Linked DNA regions of Mus musculus: region 2 is linked to region 1. The links are chromatin loops, found by intact Hi-C in ENCODE. Cell type or tissue: left cerebral cortex. All regions are shown on one strand.

Evidence for each region. Hi-C counts contacts between places; a loop is a spot of excess contacts. Peaks named below come from ENCODE experiments on the same cell type or tissue, not always from the same donor. Only the 100,000 strongest peaks of a DNase experiment are listed, where the experiment ranks them.
Region 2: it touches region 1 in a loop (4-fold over the local background); 3 of 42 quality-filtered maps call a loop at or near these places.

The regions. Positions count from the first base shown.
Region 1 is chr2:159,440,475-159,448,474 of GRCm38, reverse strand. No RefSeq gene overlaps it. Among named protein-coding and RNA genes, the nearest start is that of Gm25090, 310 kb to the right of the region's middle. In left cerebral cortex, a CTCF peak has its summit at 4,715; a DNase peak (open chromatin) is centred at 4,702.
Region 2 is chr2:160,363,673-160,371,672 of GRCm38, reverse strand. It overlaps Mafb (v-maf musculoaponeurotic fibrosarcoma oncogene family, protein B (avian)), which reads left to right and starts at 4,608. Exons shown (of 1, transcript NM_010658.3): 1 at 4,608-7,996. The coding sequence starts at 4,997. The coding sequence ends at 5,968. In left cerebral cortex, CTCF peaks have their summits at 3,608 (motif pointing right) and 4,593; DNase peaks (open chromatin) are centred at 3,636, 4,509 and 7,314; H3K4me3 peaks cover 4,191 bases; H3K27ac peaks cover 1,833 bases.

The DNA.
Region 1 (8,000 bases):
AACTGTTCAGATGCCCCAACTGGAATTCTGCCTATCTAACCCCGATATGTGTCAAAGTGAGCAGCATATTGAATAGATGCCTTCCTGAAACAAACCAGAGACCACAGAAGCAGCAGCAAGAATGACTGCATGGTTCCCTTCAGGGAACAGGGCATACAGGAAATAGGGCCCCTGGTATGCTCAAGCTAAAGCTTGAAGCCCCAGAGACCCTGAAGGGATGGTAGGAGTTTCACCTGTTCCCAGAACCAGGCCCCTGCACATAGCCACAGGCCCCTATAGAGAGAATTGTGGCCATCAGTCATATAGGGGCAGTGCCCACAAGACCTACCACATGTAGATGAGGCATCCCTAACATTTCAGACCAAGGAAGTATGAAGCAGCTACTGTCAGACCCCAACCCACCCAAAACTATATATAAGATCCTATGCAGAAGGAATAAAAGTGTGTGAGAACTGCTCTGTTGTCTGAGAGCATCTGTCACAAGACCTGTAACACTGCCTGGGAAGAGAATGCTCTTCAGTACAACATCTCAGAGCATCAGCAGCAGAGGCAGCAACAGAGGCAATTTCTCCTCCTGCTTGTACCCTTTCCCCTTCACTTGAACCGTCCCACCTGGCCTGGCCAGAGATCTCTGCGGATAGCCTCCGTACACAGACTGGCAAGGACCCACAGCTCTGAAAGAGACCCTTCTACAAATGGACCTTGATGAGACCGGGATGATAAAAGTCCTGCCCCAGACCCTGTGGGACAAGCTGAAGATACCCAGAATCCTATGCAGAGACTGAGAGCCAGAAATCACTGCAAAGAAGATGCTGTGGCTTGACAGGCTCTGGGGTTCTCCCTAAGGATGGAGGACTGAGCCCAGGCTGAGCACCAGGACTGAGGTCACAAGGCTGCCTCACTACATCAACATCCGTCAAGCCCCTGAGTATAGAGCCCTGATGGTCTGAGGTCGTAGGTTAGCCTAACTTTTCAAAAGTGGGCTTGGTCTCAGAGAACCTTCCTGTCCCCTATCACTCACTGAGGTAAAATTTTGGGGGCTAAGGATAGTTGTTGTGTTAAATCAGGTTAATCTTTTCTTTGTTTTCCTCAGTCTTATTACAAAAAGACAGGATTGTTCTTTTGTTTACAGGCCCTCCAGGATGTTATTATCTTGTTTTATTGCTTGGTTTGACCCCAGGATAAGCCTTGTCACTTGCTTAGCTTAGAGACAGACCCCTATCCTGGTCAGAACAGAAGTCAATGGGTAGATCTTGTTTCTTAACTTGAAACAAGTGTCTCCCATGATCCTTCACCCACACATAAACATTCAAGGGCGTGTTCATGCTTACATATGAGCCCCATTACCCTTGGAGGCCCTCCAGCCTTATGTAGCAAAGGCAATTCTTATCTTCCTTTCACAGACACAAACAAAACGTGCAGGCTTACACATACAAAGTGGCTGAGTCTCAAGTCAGGAGATGCCAACTCCAGAATCAAGATTCTGATTCCCCTTACGATGCCAGGGGTAAGAAGTTGATCATTCATTGTCTCTACACAAAGCGGCTGATAAAAAGCCGCCTTCAGTTGATGTAATTAGTACTTCTAATGTTTGGGGCCAGCTCATACCCTGATGGACGATGACCTATGCACGCCTTGCCTCTATTAGATACCGGGATCACCTCTTCTTGAGAATATCAAAGCTGTCTCTGTCTTTAGCCTTTGGGTGAGAGTTTAAGTGGACAATCCAAATCAGTCACCTGAGAGCTCGAATTAGCTTTGCTTTTCTGCATGTTAACTCCCCTTAGGTGTCCTGTTTAATGATTAAACAGTGTCTGATTCTGAACTTCTTCAAAGGAGAGGAATTTGTACAAGCCCGAGGGCAGTGAAGGCTCCCTGTAGCAGCAGGCCCAGGAAGTACTATTTCTTCTCTTGGTGCCTTCCTGCAGGCTGGTCTGAGGACACCCCGGGCAGCATTTGGGCAAGCCTCGGGCTGTGGGTTAGGTCCCCAGGAACAGGTCTGTAGTTCAGAAGGAGAGTTTAGCAGAAGAGGTGGAGGAGGGGCGGGAGAGATGCCTAATGCGATTTTAAGAAGGTCTTTCATTTCATATTCGATCACTTCTGTAATGAAGAATCATTTTACACTTAACATTCACATTTAAAGTGTCAGTATTTCTTTGGCCTCTAAGGACATATTAAATGGATGGCAGGTGCTAAATATAACAACACTATTGAAATTGAAGAAACACGGAGCCAGATAGATAAATGTGATTTACTTATTATACGCATATGAGAAATGGTCTTTGTACATGTAAGGATAGACAATATTTTCCAAATAAACAAATTGAAGCATGTTGTACCCTTACCAGGTGGTGGGAGACACAAGCTGCCTGAGTCAGATGTCCAAGGTCACACGCAAGATGAGAGGCAGGGATTGTACCAACAGGCAGACATTGCTTATAGAATCCTAGCGTGTAGAAACCGTCTTTGTGTCTCAGCCCACCAAATTTCAGCTCAACATGTCCCACCTTCTGTCTAACTGTCCTTCTGACTGTCAGAATGGGATCCTTGATTTCACAAACCCTCAGTTCATCTAGAGCAGCAACTCTCAACCTGTGGGTCACTACTGCTTTGCCAAACCTCTACCTCCAAATATATTTGCATTATAATTCATAAGAGTAGCAAAATTACAGCTATGAAGTAGCAACACAAATAATTTTATGGTTGTGGTCACTACAATATGAGGAATTCTATTAAAGGGTCAAGGCATTAGTAATTACCAATGTTTAAGTATCATAGGTTCTCAGCCTTCCTTTTTTCATCTCTAACTCATATTACATTGCCCTGATGGAGTTGTAGGAAGAGACACTGTGTACATAGACACCAAATGCGATAGTTAAAATAGCCATCACTGGTCAAGAAGTCCCAGGAGAAATGGTAGCAGACTCATCTTTGCTTACAAGGGCCATCTGGGTGGCCAAAGCTTAAAAGGCTTGCTTTCAAGTGAACCCTAGGGATCCCCTGTAGCTGCATGTAATCTCTGCATGGCTCTGCACTGGTAGAACTCTTGATTCTGACAGGCCGCATTCTGAAGGAGCTGGGGAAAATTTCTCAGCAGGCGACTCTAAGCACGCTTACATTTTATTAGCTTTGTTAAGTACCAGGTCTGAGAGTTTGCCAAGGAAGTGGTCAGAGATGGTCACTGCTCTGGAGTTGGAGAGGATTTCAGAGGGGAGGGAGGGAGAGGGGGAGGGGGAGGGGGGAGGGAGGGAGGGAGGGAGAGAGAGAGAGAGAGAGAGAGAGAGAGAGAGAGAGAGAGAGAGAGAGAGAGAGAGAAATTAATTAGCTTGTCAGATCTCCCCTGTGCGCAGGAGTGTGATAGAGTCTTCAGACGGAGGGAATCATTTTCTATTGGTGATGAGCATCCACGTCCCGGCTTCTTTTCCTGGTCCAATTTAGAGTTCTCAAGTTATTCACAAATCAGCTCGGCATTCACAACAGTCCCACAGAGCAGCTACAGGACATGCTGCAATGTTAAGCCGTGCATTTGAACATACGCAAGTCTAGACAGACCCTGCACGTTTCTACCTTGTCACACTGACACCTGGATGTGTCCTGGAGTTGTGAATTTAAACTGATTTTTCTATAAAATTTTTATTTAAATTTAAACGTTTAAAATTTAAATGTTTGTGAATTTAAGTCATGGATACAATCTCATTTTAATTTTTGTTTGTATTTTGTCTTTATAAGTAAGCTTTTAATTGTACCTGCTGTGAGGGCCATTTCTAAACCTATATACATAGAAGTGAGACGAGATGGAGTCGGCATGATGCACTCATAAATACATATATGTTCATATACAGGCAACAGTATTAATTAAATAAGAGATCATAAAGCTGAGAGGAAGTTTGGGGACAGGAAGATGCTGAAGAGGATAAACTGTGGATTAAAATTGATATAAACAGAGTAATAGTAGCCATGTATGAAATTCTCAAAAATAATGAAAGGCAATGATAAAATGAATGCTTAAAACCTTTATATAAATATTTGCCTCTTGTTTTTAATAGTTTTTAGCATTTCAGAGGATATGGGTTTTTTTCTGAAAACAGGTAATTGTCTTGGTTTTTACATTTTACATATTTTTTATATTCTCAACATTAACTTCGGTGAGACTTTCAGCTGACATGAAATGTGAATATATGAAAATACATACCCGTTCTGAATAAATTCCATTTATATTTTAACCACCTAGGCTATTGTTTCCAATAGGACCAAAGTCATGGGGAAATTTTAAGGGTGTCAATATCGTTAGTGGTTTTTGCTGAGAAGTGAAAAGAGTAAATCAATCTTCTGTAAGAAATATCAGCTTATGAGTCACATGTCTCTGCTAATACTCACCCGACATAGTTATTCCACACCCAGCACCTGCAATAATAATTAAATTAAGCTCTCTCTTATGTTTTCATGTCTTCCCATCTCGTGAATATCACACATTTTCATTTTGAAGATATTTTTGCCAAAGTATAAGGACAGAAAGTATTTAACTCAGCAGCTCCCCATCTTGTACGGCATCCAATTGCGCCATCACTGCGACAGCTCCACATCCTTCATTTCCTTGCCTGGCGTATCTGACCTTGCACCCATCAAAAAGACCATTTTGCAGAGGAGAGCACTGAAGCTACTAGCCCGAGCAGAGCTCTAGCCACACAAAGGCTCCTCTCATCAGAAGCGCCTCCTACCGGCCTTTGAAAAAATGCTCTTTTGTGCAAACGCTTGCCTTCTTTTTATTTCTTCAGGGGCAGAGGTTTAAGGAGTCTCAATTTCTCCTCTAACAGGAGTTCTAGGTTAAAACATACAATGATGATACCTTAGAGGATGGGCAGATAGTGGGGAACTTTTGTGTCACCCTCAAGAGAAGGTTAGAGTTCTGTCCCAAATAGCTATAGAGAAAATACAAAAACAAAAACTACAACAGAAGCTGTGAAGATCAGCCTTGAAGTGAGGGGAAACACCTCTCTCTCCCTCCCTCCCTCCCTCCCTGCCTCCCTCCCTCCCTCCCTCCCTCCCTCCCTCCCTCTCTCTCCCTTTCTCTCTCTCTCTCTCTCTCTCTCTCTCTCTCTCTGTCTCACTCTCTGTCTGTCTGTCTGTCTGTCTGTCTCTCTCATCAGAAGGTATAAACAGCCTCCTTTCCCACACCACAGGCAGGCCTCATTTTGATATCTATGTTCTCCCAAGCCCACCTCTCCTGACCATCCACAGAAAAACAGAAGGCAGGAGGACGTCCTGTCTCCATTCCCGACCCCCTCTGCCCCTATTTTCTTTTCCTGACAGCCCTGGCAATAGCAGTCGCTGTCAGGCTGTAATTTAAAGCAAACCAATGCAAACTTGAACCAACTTTATGATGTGATTGACAGGCCGGATTGGAGAGTTATTTTCCCCCACTTGCATGAAATCCCTGCAAGCAGGTACTAAGATCCTAACACATCTCATATTATTCCTTAATCCACTCAGCAGCAATGTTTGGCATCCAGCTTTATAATAAAAGGTATCAATTAGGAGCTGTCGATGTTTTCTGAGGCAATATCTAATTACAGTCACTTGCTATAGGCGATCTTGTTAAAAAATTTGAACAGAATGAGTAAGTATTCCTGACAAGTTTAATGCATTATTAAAGGCGTAATTACTCAGTTATTGCTCATGTAATCCTGAGTTAATTATGTGACTTCAAAATTCATCACTTTTATGTTTATTGAACTTTGATAAGTTCACCCATATCTGATTTATCCCAGTGATCCATTCCCTTTTTTTTATTTCAGACCAGTTTGGAATTGAGCAGTCATTTTCCAAGCAGTGTCAGGGCATCCCAAACTGTCATTTGTGGAGGACACCAGCATGGAGATGTGCCATGCTGCCACAGGACACAGGCATTCTTCTACACACTCTCAACAGAGGATGTGTAGCCTGTTGGTTAGAGCCACAGGAGCACAGGCCTGCTTTTCATTCCTCAGTAGATGTAAGGGCTCAGGACTCTGACTACTACCCTTGAGAAGGTGACTCCAAACATCTTGCAGATATATGGGAAGTTAGGAATCCAACACAGAAGAAGAGCAAACCAACTGAAGTCAGGATAGCAGGATGGTCATAAACCACATTTCCCTACATAAGAACTTTCTGTTTTCTAAGACTGGGAAGAAAAAAAAAAAAAAAAAAACACTTCTGCTGGCACAGGCCAGAATCTCAGAAGAATTGAAGCAGGAGGTCACAGTTATCAAAATAAATAAGCTAAATATTGTTCTATCTGTCTTCCTTCTTTATTTGAGAAGGAAGAACAGAAAACATTCTAGAAATAGAAAAAATAAATCAATTTCCTAATCAGTGTAGATTAGGTACTACGTACCTTAATGTGTATGGTAGCTACTTCCCACACACCAAGAATTCCCCTGTAGATATCAAAGGGGGTGTCCTGTAGTCATTTAGATTCCAACATTGTCTACCTGGCCATAATGTAAGCTACTTCCCTTCCTAAAATTAAGGCTCTTATCTCACAAGACTTCCCAAATTTCTCTCCTTAAGATGTCAGCTCAAACTGGTGGTGGTGGCATGATCAAGAGGCAGAGGCTGATGGATTTCTGTGAGTTCGAGTCCAACCTGGTCTACAGACAAAGCTAAAGACAGCCAAGGCCACACAAAGAGACCCTCTCTCAGAAAAATAAAAAAAGGTGTCCTTTGAAATTAAAACATAGTAATAGATAGTAATCTATACTCCTGACTAAGTAGTTATAAATCAAATTTTCTAAGCCATCTCCTTGACTTTTATGAATTCACTAGGTCAACTCACAGAACTCAGGTAAACAATTCTCTCAATGTTGCTAAAGCCCACAAGCAGGACGGGAAGCACACTTAGAACCAGGTGTGTGAGAAAGGGCATAGAATTGCCAAGCTCTCTCTGATGTGCTGTCCTCCAAACACTTCTACATGTTCAAACACAGTCAACCGTTCTTCAAGCTCTGCCCTTCTGAGATTTTATGACGGTCTCATCCTGTAGGCATCGTTGGTTACATCTTTGGTCTTTGGTGAGTGACTATAAACTTTTCAGCCACTCTGCATCCCATGAATTAGGTGGAAGGCTGAACATTTCTACCTTCCAATGACATGATCGTTTCCCCTGGCAACCAGCCTCCTGCCTGAGGCTTTCCAGGAGCACATGAAGAGTGGGCTCTGAAAAACAAAAGATGTGCCTATCATCCAAGATGTCCCACAGGATTTAGAAGCTCTGCTTCAAAAACTGAGATCAAAGGCTAAATAACAGAACAAAATATTATCCCAAGGCCCAGTACCACAGATTGAGAACGTCTGCCTCAGTAACCATAGGCAAATACATGACATACAGTCTTGATTACCTCAACTTTTACGCTCACTACACTTGTCTCTCTCAGATCCTCCAGTGTCACCTTTGCTCCTGAGCCTGGGTGTGTGGGACATCTCCTCTCTCTAAGGAACCTAAGACAAGTGAAAATGCAGTCACCACCCAGGCTGTGTGGCAACTGAGGTAATAAATCCCACTCCGTTTCCACTCAGAGGAAGACTCTTCAATTAAGTAGGAATTGATTTTCCAATGATTTTTTTTTTCTCCTGCTGGCCATTGGTAGTAGAATGCTTAAACCAGCTCCAGCCCTCCCTTGTAGGCGAGAATAATAAACCTGCTGCTGCTGCTGCTGCTGCTGCCAAAAGAGTTACCTCAAATGTAGGGAGTGCTGTAATCATTCTATTCTAGGTAAAGATGGTAGGGCCCATAGTAAAGGGTCTAGGTTACAGATGCTAAAAATGCCAGTCCCTGTGGGTAGAAACATAGCTTCATGGTGTTCCCATGTGCCTTTATGACCTGAGCAGATGGCACCAATCCTTTGGTCTGGGATCCCCAACCACTATCACGTGGGATGACAAAGGGGACATGGAAACCAAGGGACACGTGGATAGCAAGATGTGATTGAAAAAAACAAACTGTTGAGAAGCCATAATCC
Region 2 (8,000 bases), 920 kb before region 1:
AGAGAAGGGACCCAGGGGTGTTTGTGACATCCACAACAAGGCAGTAAAGCACTTCCCTTAGAATCCGGAAGAGGTTCAGCGTTAACAAGATCAGTCAGTAGTCTTACAGAGAGTTGGAAATTCCAACTTTTTGGAGCCAGAAGTGTACAGACACCTGGGTCCATGGGTCACTGCTCATTCAAGGTAGAAAAACCCTTCCCCCCACTGCACAGGACTGATGTCAGAAGTTCTGCTTTATCACCTCTGTGCACATTTAAATGAAGCACTTAACCTCTATGAGCCTCCCCTATGCCTTTGGGTGAGCTTGGCCATCTCAGGGCCCTTTATGAATGTGAAACTCGTAGGACAATTGCCAGCCAATCTATGCAAAGTAGGAATAATGATAGCTGCTGCCTATGAGAGATGTGAGTATCAGAATCCAATGGCAATGTGAATAATAGACCTTTCAAATTCTCTTTGAGGCTGTACTACTCAGTGGTTATGGAATGTGAGCCTGGTGTGAATTTTAAAATGATCTCTCTGACACACTAAAACAAAGCAAAAAGAAGTGCACTTTGCTGCTGTAGAACAAATCCAGGCTTCTTGGCTGTGCGCTGGAGGGGTTCTCCATCCCCGCTGGGCAGATAGATGGTGTTACTGTGGTTGCTACAGGGCCAGAGGTACCAGGATCTAGAATAGCACCAGCCCTTTTTGGAAGTGCTGCTTTGGATTTTGATGGAGGTTGTGCGAGGAGGGACTAAGTGGAAGTGATAGCTACTGTGGAGAGGGAGGAAGAAGGAGGGCAGGACGCCCTAGCCAACCACGCATTTGGAAGCCAGACTTCCAGAGGTTTTCAGGCAACGCAGGGAATCTTCTCTAGGGGTCTTGTGAAGATAGCGCAGACCTCAGGGCTACACGAGAAGTCTGGGCAACAAAATGTCCAAAGGCAGGCTTTTGAGGTTTTTCTTGTTTTTCTTTCCAAACGCTACTCCCTCCCCAGTAAAACGCAGGCCCTGGGGCCCTGAAGTCCAAGGGTTTCTGCTTGGTGACTTCCGACAGCCCCTGTTATGTAAGGGGCTGCAAGTCTCCAACTTCTACATGCAGAAAGATGTGGTCACTCACCCAGTACACACACACACCACGTACACACGCACGCGCCTCCTATGTGCCATAAATCTCACTCCTACACTCGCAGAGCAGATCCGCCTACTTGCTCACAAAGCACCTGCAGCCCTCCGGGAAACCGGGAAGAGCCACGCACCTCAGCGCAGGTGCCAGGGCGCCGCCCTAGTCCGAAAGCGCAGGCTGAAAGGCGCGCCGCTGGGTATTTATCAAATTACCCTGATGGCATGGCAGAGATGTCACGAAGAAGGCAGTGTCGAGAGAACCTCATACTTGCTCTTTTGGAGAGTAACTTTTGCTCCTAAAATAAGAGTACCTCAAGGCCAAGTATCTAGGACCCTTCCGAGTCCTTCCATCACTGCGATGTAGTTAAAGGATGATGCAGCAGGGCTTGCTTTGGAGAAAAAAAAATCCTCAAGTATGTATTTAGGCGCTAGGTAGGAACTGTTGGGTACAGGGGCTCTGGCCACTGGCAATCCCGGCTTTCCTTCGGTGCCTGGGCCTCCTGCCTCTTTCCCCTTGCTTCTCCACTTCTTTCAACAACCCATCGAGGTCTTATTGCGCGTTGGGCTCCGAGTTAAAATGCGTCCCTGAACCCTCTCCACCTCCCCTGCCTTTCAGGGTTGGGGGGACCAGTCCTTTGTCCTGTCCTGCTGTGATACCATGGACTGGGAGGAATCCTCACGCGAATACTGAGTCTGCAGTGGCAGCCTGGAGAGAGAAAGGTCATTAGCCCAGGAGTTCCAAAACCATGCAGCAGAGCGCATAGGAATTAGAATGGGGGAGGCTGGACCATTGAAATGGGATAGGCTGCGAGCAAAGGCCTTCAATTGGGGCAACCCTCCTGTTTCACTCTTGCGCCCACCGGAGTGTGGTGTTCTCTCTCTCTCTCTCTCTCTCTCTCTCTCTCTCTCTCTCTCTCTCTGGAAGGAGGGGCTACTCCAGGACGGAAACGGGTTGGGGGGTGGGAAAGTGAACCTAGGAGACGCTGAGATAGCTCATCTAAAGCTCAGAGGAAGAGAGTGGTTACAACAGAGATAGTCACGGGGACAAAGAGGAGAAAAACGGCCGGGACAAAGGCCGAGTCCCCCAAGCCTGAGAGAGTAGCGCTTCTTCTGGAGTTTTACAATTACTGGTCTGGGGCCACAAGAGTCCTCTTCAAGGGCCACATTCTTGAGAAGTGGGGTTTGAGCCCTCCGTGATGACAGAGACACGCGGGAGCAAGCCCTGCTCTGCTGCCCTCCCCGGTGTTCCCAGGAGGGTTTGCAGTGAGGCGCGTACTCGGGAAGCGCTGCGTCTCGGATGACTGGGGGTGGGGGGAGTGGGGCGAGGTTAAAGCTGGAGCCCCATGAGTGTTAAGAGAGTATGCGTGTGGTGGTCGAGCCTGAAACCCCGGTTTGCAGAGACCCGGAACTCTAAACCTGATGGTCTCAACGTCCCCTGGCTGAGCCGAGGTCCGAGAGCGCGCTCTCCTCGCAGGACCGCAGCTGCGACTCTTAGGCGAGAGTCTGTGTCCTCATCGCCCATCTCATCTGTGGGAGGTTCAGCCTAACCGCCCTGGCTCTCTACCTAGGCAGTCGAATCATTTCTGCCGAGAGCGCACTTCTCCAAAGGGCTCGAGATTTCCCCAGCAGTTCACTGATCTAAACCTTTTAGGTGAAGTTTTAGTTAAAATACACCCATTTGGTTAAAATTAGGCTCCTGTGACCAGTCTCTACCCCGCCTTCCCTAAGGATTTAAGAAGGGGGGAAAGGCTTTTCTTATTGATTGGAAGCAAATTTTTCTTTCTGTTAAAAGGGGGGAAAAGGTCTGGTCTGGTTGTCAATGCTGCGGGTCACTAGCCCCCCGTGCGCGGTGTTGGAGGGCAGGTCCTGTGCAGCCAGCAGCTAGGACACACTCACCCAGCGCGCTTTCTGACGCTCATCTTTCCGCGTCCTGAGCTGGGAAGCAAAAAGCGACGTGGGAGCCGGGTCGGATCTCCGGATCCAGCGAATTCGACATCTATTCACTTTTGGGGTCGGGGTCGGGGTCTGAGGAAAGTCCCACATTTCCTGCCCTTCTGGCCCAGGGCAGGGAGTCTCTGTCGGCGCCCAACAGCCCTGTCTGAAAGCCCAGTGTTCTGCCTTCCTCCTCCCGTCTGCGTTCCGGAGAAGTTTCTCATCCGGTAGCCCTGAACCTTCGTCACCTGGCGTTTTCAGTTTAGAATACTGATCTTCCCAGCTCAGGACCTTTCCTGAGAGGAGTAGCCCACAAGCACACCTGGAAGGCTTGCATATGGAATTTCAGAAAAGGTGAGCAGAGAGGGTTAGTGGTTGAGTCCAAAGATGGGGTCGGAGGGCCTGTGCATAGTTCCAGAGGAGTCTGCCCTGGCTTTCAGGCCGCACACAGCCTGCGTTCAGGCCTGGCTTGGCCGGATCAGTTAGCTGGACCTGCACGGGTCCGAGACGCCATCCAAGCCTTCCCTCCCGCAAAGAACAAACCGGTTCAGGGCGCCGTTGCGCACCGTGGCCACTTGGGGTCGCACTTTATGCCTGTTTGAATCTCCTTGCAGCCGTCAGAAGCTTGGATCAGCTTAATCCTTACAAAACGTTCAGACAAAAACAGGGCCGGGTTCCCCAGCATCCCAGAGCCACTGAGTGCACAGACCGGTGTTGGTCTCGGCTCTGAGCCTCGGAGTTGTAAGGTTTCCACACGACTGGCAAGTGAAAGGTATTCAGAGCCTTTGGGCCAACTCTGTTTGTTTGTTTATCTTCTTTGGGAGCGTTTGGGGGTGTGTGTGGGGGGGTGGCGAATGCACGGAGCTGCGAGACCACTGGAGCTCTGTCTTCTGAGCTCAATCACTGAACCGGCTAAGAGAGGAACAGCGTCTCTTGGCCCGAGGAACCTTCCTAGAGGTTAAGAGTTAGATCTGAACAGAACTCTTGGAGCCCCAACCCCGCCCTCCCCCACCGCATACATTAGCGCAGACAGAGCTACCGAAACACAGGCACGCACCACACACATTCACTCGGCCCGCGGCGCCGAGGACACACGGAGCGTCGCCCACTGGGCGGGGGCCGCTTGGGAACAAAGGGCCAGGGAAGCGACATCCCGGGCGCTTATTCTGAGCCTACTTGGGGGTGACACGGGCCGAGGGTGGGAGTGTAAAGAGTATGTAGGGAGGCGTGAGTGCAGACAGCGGGGTGGGAACGGCGGCTTGGTCCAGAAGTGGGGCGCGCACTGAAGGCAAGCGTGCGGGAACCTCGACTCAGAGGGTGTTGGGGGTTGGGACCAGGCGGTCCGTCCCACTCGGCTCCAGCCCTCCTCCAGGCCTCAACGGCTTCGGGGCTCCTCCGGTCTCCAGTCAGCTGACGCGGGGGGGCGGGGGAGCTGTCAGGCACGCCCCGCCCAGCGTCGCTGGGCCGCGGGGGCCGTGCAGCCATTGGCCAACACGCCGGGCCGCTTGGGCCCCCGCGCTCCAGTGACATCAGGAAGCGATAAAAGGCGGCGGCGGCGCCAGCTCCTGCACAGCTGCACCGCCGGGCTGCGAGCGGCTGCAAGCAAGAAAGCCCTAGAGCCAAAGAGTCGGAGAGCGAGCGGCGGGCGCTTGCCCCGCGCCTCCCCTCTGCCCCTGCGCGCACCTCGCCGGCTTCTCTACCCTGCCCCGGCTCGACCTGACTCGTTCCCGGCGCGCTCGCAGCCCCAAGCTCCGGGGCAGCTCAGGCAGCCTCGGGAGGACTCTCCGGCGCGCCGCCGCGTCCCCAGACAAAGGCTTGGCCGGCGGCCCCGGCCCGCTGCGCCCTCGGCTCCCCGCCTCCCCGGCTTGCCGCTCTTCGCCCCCGCGTTTGGCTCGGCGCGTCCCGGCCGGCCGCAAAGTTTTCCCCGCGGCAGCGGCGGCTGAGCCTCGCTTTTAGCGATGGCCGCGGAGCTGAGCATGGGGCAAGAGCTGCCCACCAGCCCGCTGGCCATGGAGTACGTCAACGACTTCGACCTTCTCAAGTTCGACGTGAAGAAGGAGCCCCTGGGGCGCGCGGAGCGTCCGGGCCGGCCATGCACACGCCTGCAGCCTGCTGGCTCGGTGTCGTCCACCCCGCTCAGCACTCCGTGCAGCTCCGTGCCTTCTTCTCCCAGCTTCAGTCCGACTGAACCGAAGACCCATCTCGAGGACCTGTACTGGATGGCGAGCAACTACCAGCAGATGAACCCCGAGGCACTCAACCTGACGCCCGAGGACGCGGTGGAGGCGCTCATCGGTTCGCACCCAGTGCCCCAGCCGCTGCAGAGCTTCGACGGCTTCCGTAGTGCGCACCACCATCACCACCACCACCACCCTCATCCGCACCACGGGTACCCAGGAGCAGGTGTGACTCACGATGACCTGGGCCAGCACGCTCACCCGCACCATCACCATCATCACCAAGCGTCGCCCCCGCCGTCCAGCGCTGCCAGTCCCGCGCAACAGCTACCCACTAGCCACCCGGGGCCGGGACCGCACGCAACAGCCGCGGCGACGGCTGCGGGCGGCAACGGTAGTGTGGAGGACCGCTTCTCTGATGACCAGCTGGTGTCCATGTCGGTGCGTGAGCTGAACCGCCACCTGCGGGGCTTCACCAAGGACGAGGTGATCCGCCTGAAGCAGAAGCGGCGGACCCTGAAGAACCGGGGCTACGCCCAGTCGTGCAGGTATAAACGCGTCCAGCAGAAACATCACCTGGAGAACGAGAAGACGCAGCTCATTCAGCAGGTGGAGCAGCTTAAGCAGGAGGTGTCCCGGCTGGCCCGCGAGAGAGACGCCTACAAGGTCAAGTGCGAGAAACTCGCCAACTCCGGCTTCAGGGAGGCGGGCTCCACCAGCGACAGCCCCTCCTCTCCTGAGTTCTTTCTGTGAGTCCTGGCGGGTCCGGCCCCCGCCCTTGCCCTGGCCCAGACTCCCTATTCTGCGCCCCTAGCCCTGGACTCCCTGTCCCTGCCATGGCCCCGGCCTTGACCTGTTTGACTTGAGCTAGAGGGAGGAAGGACGCGCGGGTCGCGGGAGTCAGGCGGGAGCACGGGCGGGCAGAGAACCTTGGCTAAGAAGAGGGCAGCTCAGGGCGGCGCAGCCTCTTAGACTTGGGCAGAGTTAGAGAAACCCGGGCGGGTGCGAGGTCCGGGAGTAACTTTTCTCCAAGCTGGAAGGCCGCGAGGCTTATTCCAAGGAGTCGCCAAGGCCGTCTGGACACTTCTGGCTCTGAGAACTTTGTGAGTGCCAGGGCCGCCGCTTTGCAGCCCAGGACTCAGTTCGTCCCAGGAAGAGCAGAGGAGAGGAGAGGGACTCTGGAGTCCCCGTGGGCACGAGGCAAGGCTGAGCTAAGGAAGGAAAAACAGACAGATCTGTCTGTCCAGAGTACGGAGAACACTGGCTCTCAGCCGGAGACGCGGGCCTCAGTTAGGACTTTCGGCGCGCGAAGGAAAAAAAAAATCTCATCAGTTTTAATGCCTGCTCGATTATATAGAAAAATACGAAAATCTGCATTAAAAATATTAATCCTGCATGCTGGACATGTATGGTAATAATTTCTATTTTGTACCATTTTCTTGTTTAACTTTAGCATGTTGTTGATCATGAATCATAACCCCCTTGTTTCTTTGGGTGAGAAGGGATGCAGTTCCCAAACTCCTGCGGCTGCGAGCGAGCGAGCAGAGTTTCAGTCGCCGGCCGGCTTGTAGATTACCCGCCCCGGCCAAACCATCTTGAGAAGGTAGCAGCAAGCTGAGTCTTTGTTTGGGTTTATTATTATGCCATTTTTGTTTGTAAGTAAAAATAAAAGAAAGAAAAAACCCACCAAGCCCAACTTTGTCCGGGGAATCCTTGGGATTATCTCTTCGCCCCCCTCGTCCTTCCCACTTCAGTTTTAAGTTTTGTTGAGGGAAAGCTAAGGGAGAGACAGATGCCGAGATCCACATCGTGCAGGAGTGTGTCCTTTATTATTGTTGGGTCTTGGGGCCAAATTGACATACACACACCCACGACTGCTCCTCTACACACACACACACACACACACACACACACACACACACACACACACACACACACACACACGAAGAAAACAAGACAGGCTTTGCGTCCTAAGAAGTCAACCCAGGGCTGGTTTGGAATCCTCTAGAAGAGCGCTAACTGCAAACTCCCTCCCCCCAGGGCTTAGGGTGAAAAGATTTCTTCCACCTCTTGCTACGTGTGATGATCTGAGCTCCCATTGAGCCAAACAGCCATTCTTAGAATGTACTAGAAACCCACACATTGGCAACTAACGCTGCAACTCTCAAGTGTGTCCTTTAGACCAGTGCATTATATGTTTCTCTGCTGTCTGGAGAGCAGGGAGACTTAATGGTGGTGTTCAAGTCCCTTCCGTTGTACAGTAGTTATAGGGGAGGTCTAGGTGTTTTTCTTTACTGTTACTTTCATTTCTGCGGGTCAGTAAGAGGATTCGGTTGCACTGACAATAAAAAAAAAATACCAAAATGAAAGCGGACTTTTTAAAAATCCCCACCTGAATTTGCTGGCACTGCTGGCTGGATGCTTTTTTGTTTGTTTGTTTTGAGTTTGTATTAGTTGATACAATTTACAGTAAATAACAAGATTGTATGAACCGCATGGTGCTTGCAGTTTTAAATATTGTGGATATTCGTCCTGCATCGGAAACGAGCTTTGGTTTTTACTGATTCAACTGTGTTGAAATCAAACTTGCCGCAACGCAACAGAAATTGTTTTTAATTTCATGTAAAATAAGGGATCAATTTCAACCCCCTGCTTATGATATGAAAATATTAAAATCTAGTCTTATTGTAGTTTTAATTCAGACTGGTTTCTGTTTTTTGGTTATTAAAATGGTTTCCTATTTTGCTTATTAAAACCATGTAGATGGTGTTTATTTAGAGGACTC